Regions from separate parts of the Mus musculus genome. Here all the other regions are linked to region 1. Evidence: chromatin loops called from intact Hi-C (ENCODE). Cell type or tissue: left cerebral cortex. All regions are shown on one strand.

Region 1 (2,500 bases):
GGAATTTTCCAACCATTCTCCTCACCCCCCTCTAATGTGTTTGGTATTTTACCTGCATGGATGTCTGGGTACCACTTGCTTCCCTGCTTTCCTCTACGGTCAGAAGTGGGTGTCAGCTATCCTGGAACTAGAGTTACAGGTTGCTATGGGCCACCATTTGGGTGCTGGGAATCAAACCTAGGTGCTATGGAAGAATAGCCAGTTGCTCTTAACTGCTGAGCCATCTCTCCAACTCCATAAACAGTCTTCTTTTTCCTAACAATATCCAACTTTGCCTGGCAGACTCCACCACTCTAACACTCTATTTTATTATTATTTAAAAGGTTTTACACTGGAGGCAGGTTGAACATGAGACTCCTGATCCTCCGCCTCAAATAAGCCAGTGCTAGGGTTACAATCATATGCCACTTGCCCACAGAGTTCACCTAAACACTTTTGATCAGTAACTTTCAGACACAAGCTCCGTCTTTGACTTTGGGGATAGGTCTGGGACCAAGGCCAGTCAGAGCAGGCCCACTAGGATATAATCACCACACTGAATTTGGAGCCACTAGGAGGAATACAGAAAAACAAGAATGTGAACTATCAGCTGACGGTAGCCATCCTCTCTTGCAAACAGAACCGACACCGAGGAAAAGAGCTGAAATGACTCTAATACTATTTACCCCACTGAGTTACACTTTACCTGATGCCATACCAGGATCTTTTTACTAAATGCCCACTTGTTTAACAGCTTTGAGATGTGGCTTTTGTCACTTGTACACTACACCATCCATAAAAATTTAATGGTACAAATCAACTTCAGAAATTAAAACATTTAATCATTCCAAATCTGGAATCTTAAAATAAAAGACAGATCCAGGGGATTATTCTTAGTATTTCAAAAGGATGAATGAAATTATATACTGACCTGGCATTAGAAAAAAAGTGGACTTCTACACTACCCCGGGATAAGGTGACATGTGGATAACCTAGTGTTGGGATTACAGGCATGTGCCAGTTTGTCTGCATAGTAGTTTATTCTACATGACTGAACCTCTTTAAAATCTGCTTGAAATGAGTCTAAATAGAAATATAGTTTAGTCTTTCATTTAAAAATTACAAAAGAACTGATTGTGACTTTTATAATATAGTTTATTTGGGAGACAAACTGTTTTAAAACAAAAATATCACTGAAAATTTTCAAAATCATCACTGAAGGAGAAAAAACCCAAGAACTACAATATTATCTTGAAATACACTCAATAAAAGACAAATCACTTGAGATACTGAAACTACTCAGCATCCTTCAGTAGAGGAGTGTAAGCTAATGGTGCCACCTAGTGTCCTGCACTAGACACTACAACTCCATCTTCAAATTCCTTTTGCTGAAGAATACAGGCTAGTCTCCTCCCATTGTTGCTTTGTCTTCAGTAATTCTTCCAAAAGGCATTTGATTCTAATTCAGTTCTAGTTATGTGTAGCATTCCAGGGTGCCTTCATTCATACCTTTATCAACAATTGCTCCGTGAGGTTAGGGCTACTTTATTTCATTTTTAAGATTTCTCCATTAAAAATTTTGTTTAGATTTATTTATTTTATTTTTCTATGTGCATGTCTGTCATCATGGGTCTCTTGGAGGTCAGAAGAGGGCGTGAAGTCCCAGGTGCAAGAGTTACAGACAGTTTTGAGGTGCCTGACTTGGGTGCAGGGGACTAAACACAGGCAGTACACGTACATATACTCAGTGAAAAATACTCCAAGGGAAAATAGATCAATCTTTTAAAAAAAGGTCTGGTGCTCAGAGGATCAGGAGATGGCTCAGCTGGTAAAGTGGGTGCTGTGTAAGCACAACGACCTGAATTCAGATCCCCAGGCCTGTGAGGGGGAGACAGGAGACGTCGGTTACCTAAATCAGTGAGCTCTAGTGAGCTCTCAGAAACCACAGGTGTCTGGTACTGCTGCGGTAAGGAGGCAGTTGGATTCTACATGCTTGCAGGCCAGTCAATCTACATAAAACAGTGAGCTCTGTTTCTGTGAGGGAGGCTGTTTGAAGATGCAATGTGGAGGGCCAGAAAGGTGGCTGAGTGACAGAGGAGTCTGATGACCTGACCTGAGATCCATCCCTGGAAGTCCATGAAAAGCTGGATGCCATAGATGTCTGTAGTCTCGGCACTCCTACACTAAATGAAACTTTACAATATCAACCTCTGGGGGCTAGAAAGATATTCCAGGCATTATGAGCGCTTGCTGCTCTTCTAGCAAAGATGCCACATCAGTTGTGAGCACCCTCATCAAGTGAGGCTGAACAGTTTGTAACTCAAGCTCCAAGTCAGACACCAGTGTCCTCCAAAGCCACTGCACTCAAGTGGGCATACCCATAGGTACACATAATTAAAAAACAATAAAAACAAAGCTCTAAAAATATGAATTTCTGGCCTCCAGATGTACATATGTGGGCAAGCATGAGTCAGTGCAAGTGTGCGTGTATACATGTATGCACACACACACAATTACTATA
Region 2 (2,500 bases), 710 kb before region 1:
GGAGGGTCTCCGGGCCTGGCCAGTGTTGTTAAGAAACAGACTTCCAGGGCAACCACCTCTGAGGCCCTGTGGACTCCAGCTCTTAAAGACAGCACCAATAGCCTACTAAGCCTGTGTGTGAGGCACACTGTGCGGGTGTTTTCAACCGGAACTCCATCGGGTGTTGTGTGCAGTGAGTGTTGTGAAATATAACTCTGCAAGACAGTATTCTTGGTGGCCCGAGGCAAGGTGCACCCCTGAGAAATTACACTGTGCAACAGTTCTGGTATAAAGGGGGTTTACTGGGAGAAGAGGACTAGAGGCTGGCAAGTGGCTATGTAGACAGACAGATGGGAATGAAGCCAGGGGAGGGGGGAAGGGGGCCAAAGGACTGGAGTGGGGTGGGGGTCTTTTTATCTGTGGCACATACCTGTCGTACGTGGGGGGCGGGGCAGGTGATGCCTTAAGCAATTGCTAGGTCCCTGAGGGCAGGTCAGCAGAGTCTCCTGTGAGCGAAGTCTAGAAAGGATTTCACTGTAGAAAAAAGAGGGACAGTAACACTTGAACTGCATTCCAGTTGTACCTGTCCAGTTGTTTCCAAGTCATAAACTACCACAGTCTTTTGCTTCCACCAGAGTTCAGCATATAGTAGATATTCAATAAATGTCTAGGGAACACCGGTCTAGCAGATAGCCTTGCAAGGGGAACTCAGCTGCTGCCTGCCAAGATGCTACCGCTTCCCAAGGAACCCTCTCTAGCCAATGACCATAACAGCAAGTACCACTATTGAGCACCTACTATGCGAGGAATCCCGTGCCTATCGTAGTAAGGCTGTAATACCTGCTTTACAGAAAAGAAACAGACTCGGAAAGACGGACCGTCACACAAAAAAGCTACACCCAGCATCCCAGCCACTAAGGATACTGTCTTGGAAACCAGGTGACTCTAAACCAGGTTCTTGGTTCCTTTAACTTGGGCACCCCTCCAGCAAGCATTCCCGAGTCTCTTTGGATTCCTCCATTAGCCACACTCACTTTATCCCCTCTCCCCATGCTCACAAGAGCCCTGGTGCAGAGATGACTCCATACCCCGACGCAGTTCCGCATGCAGCCACCGGGTGGCGAGATGTTCTCAGCCTGACCTTGCAATACGGCCATGTGTCACCAGATGGTGCCCGAGGACGCGGCTCTGTGGGCAGGGCCCGGACAAGGTGGAGCCCTGTCGGCTTACTGGTCCCAGTCCCATCCTCGCTACTCCAGCACACGTGACCTCCGCCGCCGCTGCTAACCTGCACCATGGCTCAGCCCGTCCCTCGGCTATCTATCCCAGCCGCACTGGCCCTGGGCTCGGCCGCGCTGGGCGCCGCCTTCGCTACTGGTCTCTTGCTGGGTGAGCTGGGCTGGGCTGCTGCAGTCCGGGGAATGGGAGGAGGGCGCGGAGAAGAGCCGGAGAACCCGGTCAGAAATGCAGGCCCTGACTCGGCACCCTCTCCCCGGCAGGGAAACGGTGGCCTCCATGGGGGTCCAGGCGGCAAGAGCGCCTGCTGCCACCTGAGGACAATCCCCTGTGGCAGTATCTGCTGAGCCGCTCCATGAGAGAGCACCCGGCGCTGCGGAGCCTGCGACTGGTCAGTAGGACTGGGACCGAGAACCGGCTCCCCACTTCCAGCGTGGTGGACCTCACGTGGCTGTGTGACCTTGAGCTAGGCAGAAACCCTCTCTGGGCTTCCGGGTTCCCTGAGACCTGTCCCCTCTAGGCCACACCCGCCACCGAGCCCCTGAATGATTCAAAACCTCAGGGGGGAGGTGGGGGGGGTGACTGGTATGAATGGCACCTCCCTCTCCCCACACAGCTGACCCTGGAGCAGCCGCAGGGGGATTCCATGATGACCTGTGAACAGGCCCAGCTTCTGGCCAACCTGGCGCGGCTCATTAAGGCCAAGAAAGCTCTGGATCTGGGTAGGAACACGCAGCCATGGTCTCTGGAAACCAGGGTCACAGGGCAGCCCTGCACCCTGAACTGAGCTTGACAGTGTCCCCTTCCACAGGTACTTTCACGGGCTACTCGGCCCTGGCCCTAGCCTTGGCGCTTCCGGAGGCTGGCCGCGTGGTGACCTGCGAGGTTGACGCAGAGCCCCCGAAGCTGGGACGGCCCATGTGGAAGCAGGTGAGAGCCCCACACCTGCGGCCGTTCGGGCTCCGGCTCGGGGGCGTGCCGGCCTGACCGGCCTCCTTCCGCAGGCAGAAGTGGAGCAGAAGATCGACCTTCGGCTGCAGCCCGCCCTGCAGACATTGGGTGAGCACCAGTGCGGGAGGGACCCAGACAGCACTGTCCAACCCCGGGGAACAAAACTGGCGACCCTGAGCAGCCCGCTGAGACCCTAGCTCAGCCAGCGGCACATGCCCTCTGTCCCTGTTAAGATGAGCTCCTAGCGGCGGGCGAGGCCGGAACCTTCGACATAGCCGTGGTGGACGCGGACAAAGAGAACTGTACCGCCTACTACGAGCGCTGTCTGCAGCTC
Region 3 (2,500 bases), 520 kb before region 1:
ACAGTGAGGCCCTGTCTAGAAAACCAAACCAAACCAAACCAAACCAAACCAAACCAACTCAAGATTAAATGGTGGACATGCTGGTGCATACCTGTAATCCAGAACTGAGGCAGGAGGATCGCATGAGTTTGAAGGTTACCTGGGCTACTGTTTTAAAAGAACAAAGTCCCTGGCCAATCCAGATTCCTTTGACCCAGGTTATGAAAATGGAAAACCAGCAAAAGCAACAACAACAGGCTTGATCCTGCTGTGGATCAAGAAAGCAGAAAGCAGGGCACTCACCTGCCATCCCTCCTGTCAATCATGTGGAGGTGCTGCAGAGTGGTGGCGATGTCATGTGGGCACATGCCTGTGGCTCTGCTAATGGCCTTGATGCTGATGTGCCTCTCGTGGTGGCGGTAGAGGTATTCCAAGATGACACTTTTCCAGTAGGCCAGGTAGGAGAGCCGGCCCAGGTCAGAGAGCGGCTTTTCGGGAGACCCTGCTTGGCCTTCTCTTCGAGAAAGCAAATAGCCTAGGCAGGAAAAGCAAAACTGCACTCAGCTTGGTTGTCAGAGCTAGGGCCAGGACTAGGAACAATGTCATCAGCCACAAGGTAAAAGCATCACACAGGTCAAGTGTGTCCTGTCAAGCTCGTCACCTCTCTCAATTACAGTGATGTCACCTCGTCAAATTTCTGCTTGTCAACTTTTGTGGTGACACTGTAAGCGAATTCACACAGCTGGTGGCAGCTAACATACATGGTGTTGTGTGTCACGGAGGTTGAAAGCTAAGACTAAAGAGACTTCTGGGGAATCTCCACACATAAATCCCCTGCAAGCCTGAAATTCTCTCGGATACTCAATGTCAGGATCTCTCGGATCCTGGGGAGGGACCACCCCGACATTAATGGGCAGGTTGTTTTCCACAGAGGACCCGATGACCCTTTGACAGCTGGGGCTTAGTGAAGGGGCTTCGGCTGACACAGCCTGCACTGCCTGTTCCGTTTAACCAGCGGCTGATTTGAAGCTGTTTTAGTATTAATAAAACACTGGCTTTCACGCCTATGGTGGCAAACGCAAATCTACGATGCTAGCTCTATTTTTACCCTTCTCATAAAAACTAAGCCAACCTGAGAATGTGGCTCCTACAATTACAAATAAAATACACGAGCACATGAAGCTCGAACCGCACAGCTTTTCTGGCAAAGAAACTCTGAAATGAGAAGACTTTAAGCCCACTTAGAGGAAATGAACGGAAGCTGGTGGCTGTCTCGGTAATTAAGAGGCAGTAATGGAGGAGAGAAGAATTGACTGTCAAGTAGTGATGGCTTCTTTGCTCTAATTGTTTCAACAGCCTCACCTCCCTGAGGTTCACCTCCGTGAACCTCCTGCGTGTAAACAAACATCAGCACAGACAGTAGGTGGCAGCACTCACCAAACCAGGCCACTCTACACCAACCCAGACATCAGCGTTCCTCCCCTTCATCTACAGTTCCAAAATGGCTGCACTTGCAAGAATTTTCTGTTTTAGTTTTTCTGTTGTTGTTACAAAGAGAAATCAATGCCTTGGATCCATTTTCTTCCTGTTTCTCAAAACCACTTGCAAATAATGCAGAAATCTAGAAAAAGACACTCTACCTCAACAGCATGCTGCATCTTGACAGCTTTTATTTGAATGTCATCATACAGAATAGAAATAAAATAAGCATCGTGTTTTGCCTAAGATTTTTGGTTTAACTCCTCTCGTCCTGTTTAAGTATTGAATGCAAACAAACACCAGACTTTAACAGCCAAGCCACTGTCGGCGCGTGCCGCTCTGCCACACTGAGGTTTTCAACAGCGGTGTCAGGAATGCTAACGTGGACAGCTGCTGTGCTGCAGCCAGCCCATATCGTGTCCTGTCAACATGGAGAGTGCTGCGTTGCCAGAGCAGTGGAGGAAGCCCAAACCTCAGCACAGAAAACTGGCGTATCCCGTCACCTGCTCCCTAAGTGCTTGGCATAGCCTGAGAAATTTACTTAGTCAGCTGGGAGCCCCAGCTCTGTACTTCTGCCGGGGGTGGGGGGGTGAGGCGCAGGTATAGAACCATGGATGATAACTGTTCCCTTTGTCCACAAGATCCCACAATTAAAAGTTCCCTGCAGTGACTAACTATGGAAGTCCCCAGGCCCTCACTGATTCATGTGAATCCCACTGTTGAAGGCAGAAATTTGGCCTACAAGCAGTTCCCCCTCCCACCTACGCTCACCACTACACAGAACTACCTTACCCTGGAGGCACGGTTTTTATTATGTCTCTATGTTCCCACACTTTGACCTAAGAGGGAAGCATTCCCACCCTCCCTTTCAATTTTACCTAGCTGTTCTTGTACCCCGAGTCTAAAAAGCATGCGGTAATTTAGGCGAGCCAGCAAGCTGAGCCCCTGGGGAGCACTGGAGTACAAACCTTTCAGTACCCTCCACTCCTGCAGTGTCAAAAGGCTGACTCCTGACAATTCCTTGGCCTTTTGACTGCAGCGC

The links. Hi-C counts contacts between places; a loop is a spot of excess contacts. Peaks named below come from ENCODE experiments on the same cell type or tissue, not always from the same donor. Only the 100,000 strongest peaks of a DNase experiment are listed, where the experiment ranks them.
Region 2: it touches region 1 in a loop (5-fold over the local background); 19 of 42 quality-filtered maps call a loop at or near these places.
Region 3: it touches region 1 in a loop (5-fold over the local background); 28 of 42 quality-filtered maps call a loop at or near these places.

What each region holds. Positions count from the first base shown.
Region 1 is chr14:21,135,936-21,138,435 of GRCm38, reverse strand. All of the region lies in intron 3 of Adk (adenosine kinase), which reads right to left. Among named protein-coding and RNA genes, the nearest start is that of Adk, 85 kb to the right of the region's middle. In left cerebral cortex, a CTCF peak has its summit at 1,321 (motif pointing left); a DNase peak (open chromatin) is centred at 1,324.
Region 2 is chr14:21,847,647-21,850,146 of GRCm38, reverse strand. It overlaps Comtd1 (catechol-O-methyltransferase domain containing 1), which reads left to right and starts at 1,237. Exons shown (of 7, transcript NM_026965.2): 1 at 1,237-1,368; 2 at 1,479-1,606; 3 at 1,832-1,937; 4 at 2,027-2,145; 5 at 2,220-2,274; 6 at 2,400-2,500. The coding sequence starts at 1,275. It overlaps A430057M04Rik (RIKEN cDNA A430057M04 gene), which reads right to left. Exons shown (of 3, transcript NM_176925.3): 1 at 1,068-2,500; 2 at 410-513. The coding sequence starts at 1,276. In left cerebral cortex, a CTCF peak has its summit at 1,103; a DNase peak (open chromatin) is centred at 1,147; H3K4me3 peaks cover 1,393 bases; H3K27ac peaks cover 1,262 bases.
Region 3 is chr14:21,658,757-21,661,256 of GRCm38, reverse strand. It overlaps Kat6b (K(lysine) acetyltransferase 6B), which reads right to left. Exons shown (of 17, transcript NM_017479.3): 13 at 283-514. Among named protein-coding and RNA genes, the nearest start is that of Dupd1, 55 kb to the left of the region's middle. In left cerebral cortex, a CTCF peak has its summit at 1,406 (motif pointing right); DNase peaks (open chromatin) are centred at 1,426 and 1,761; H3K4me3 peaks cover 327 bases; H3K27ac peaks cover 584 bases.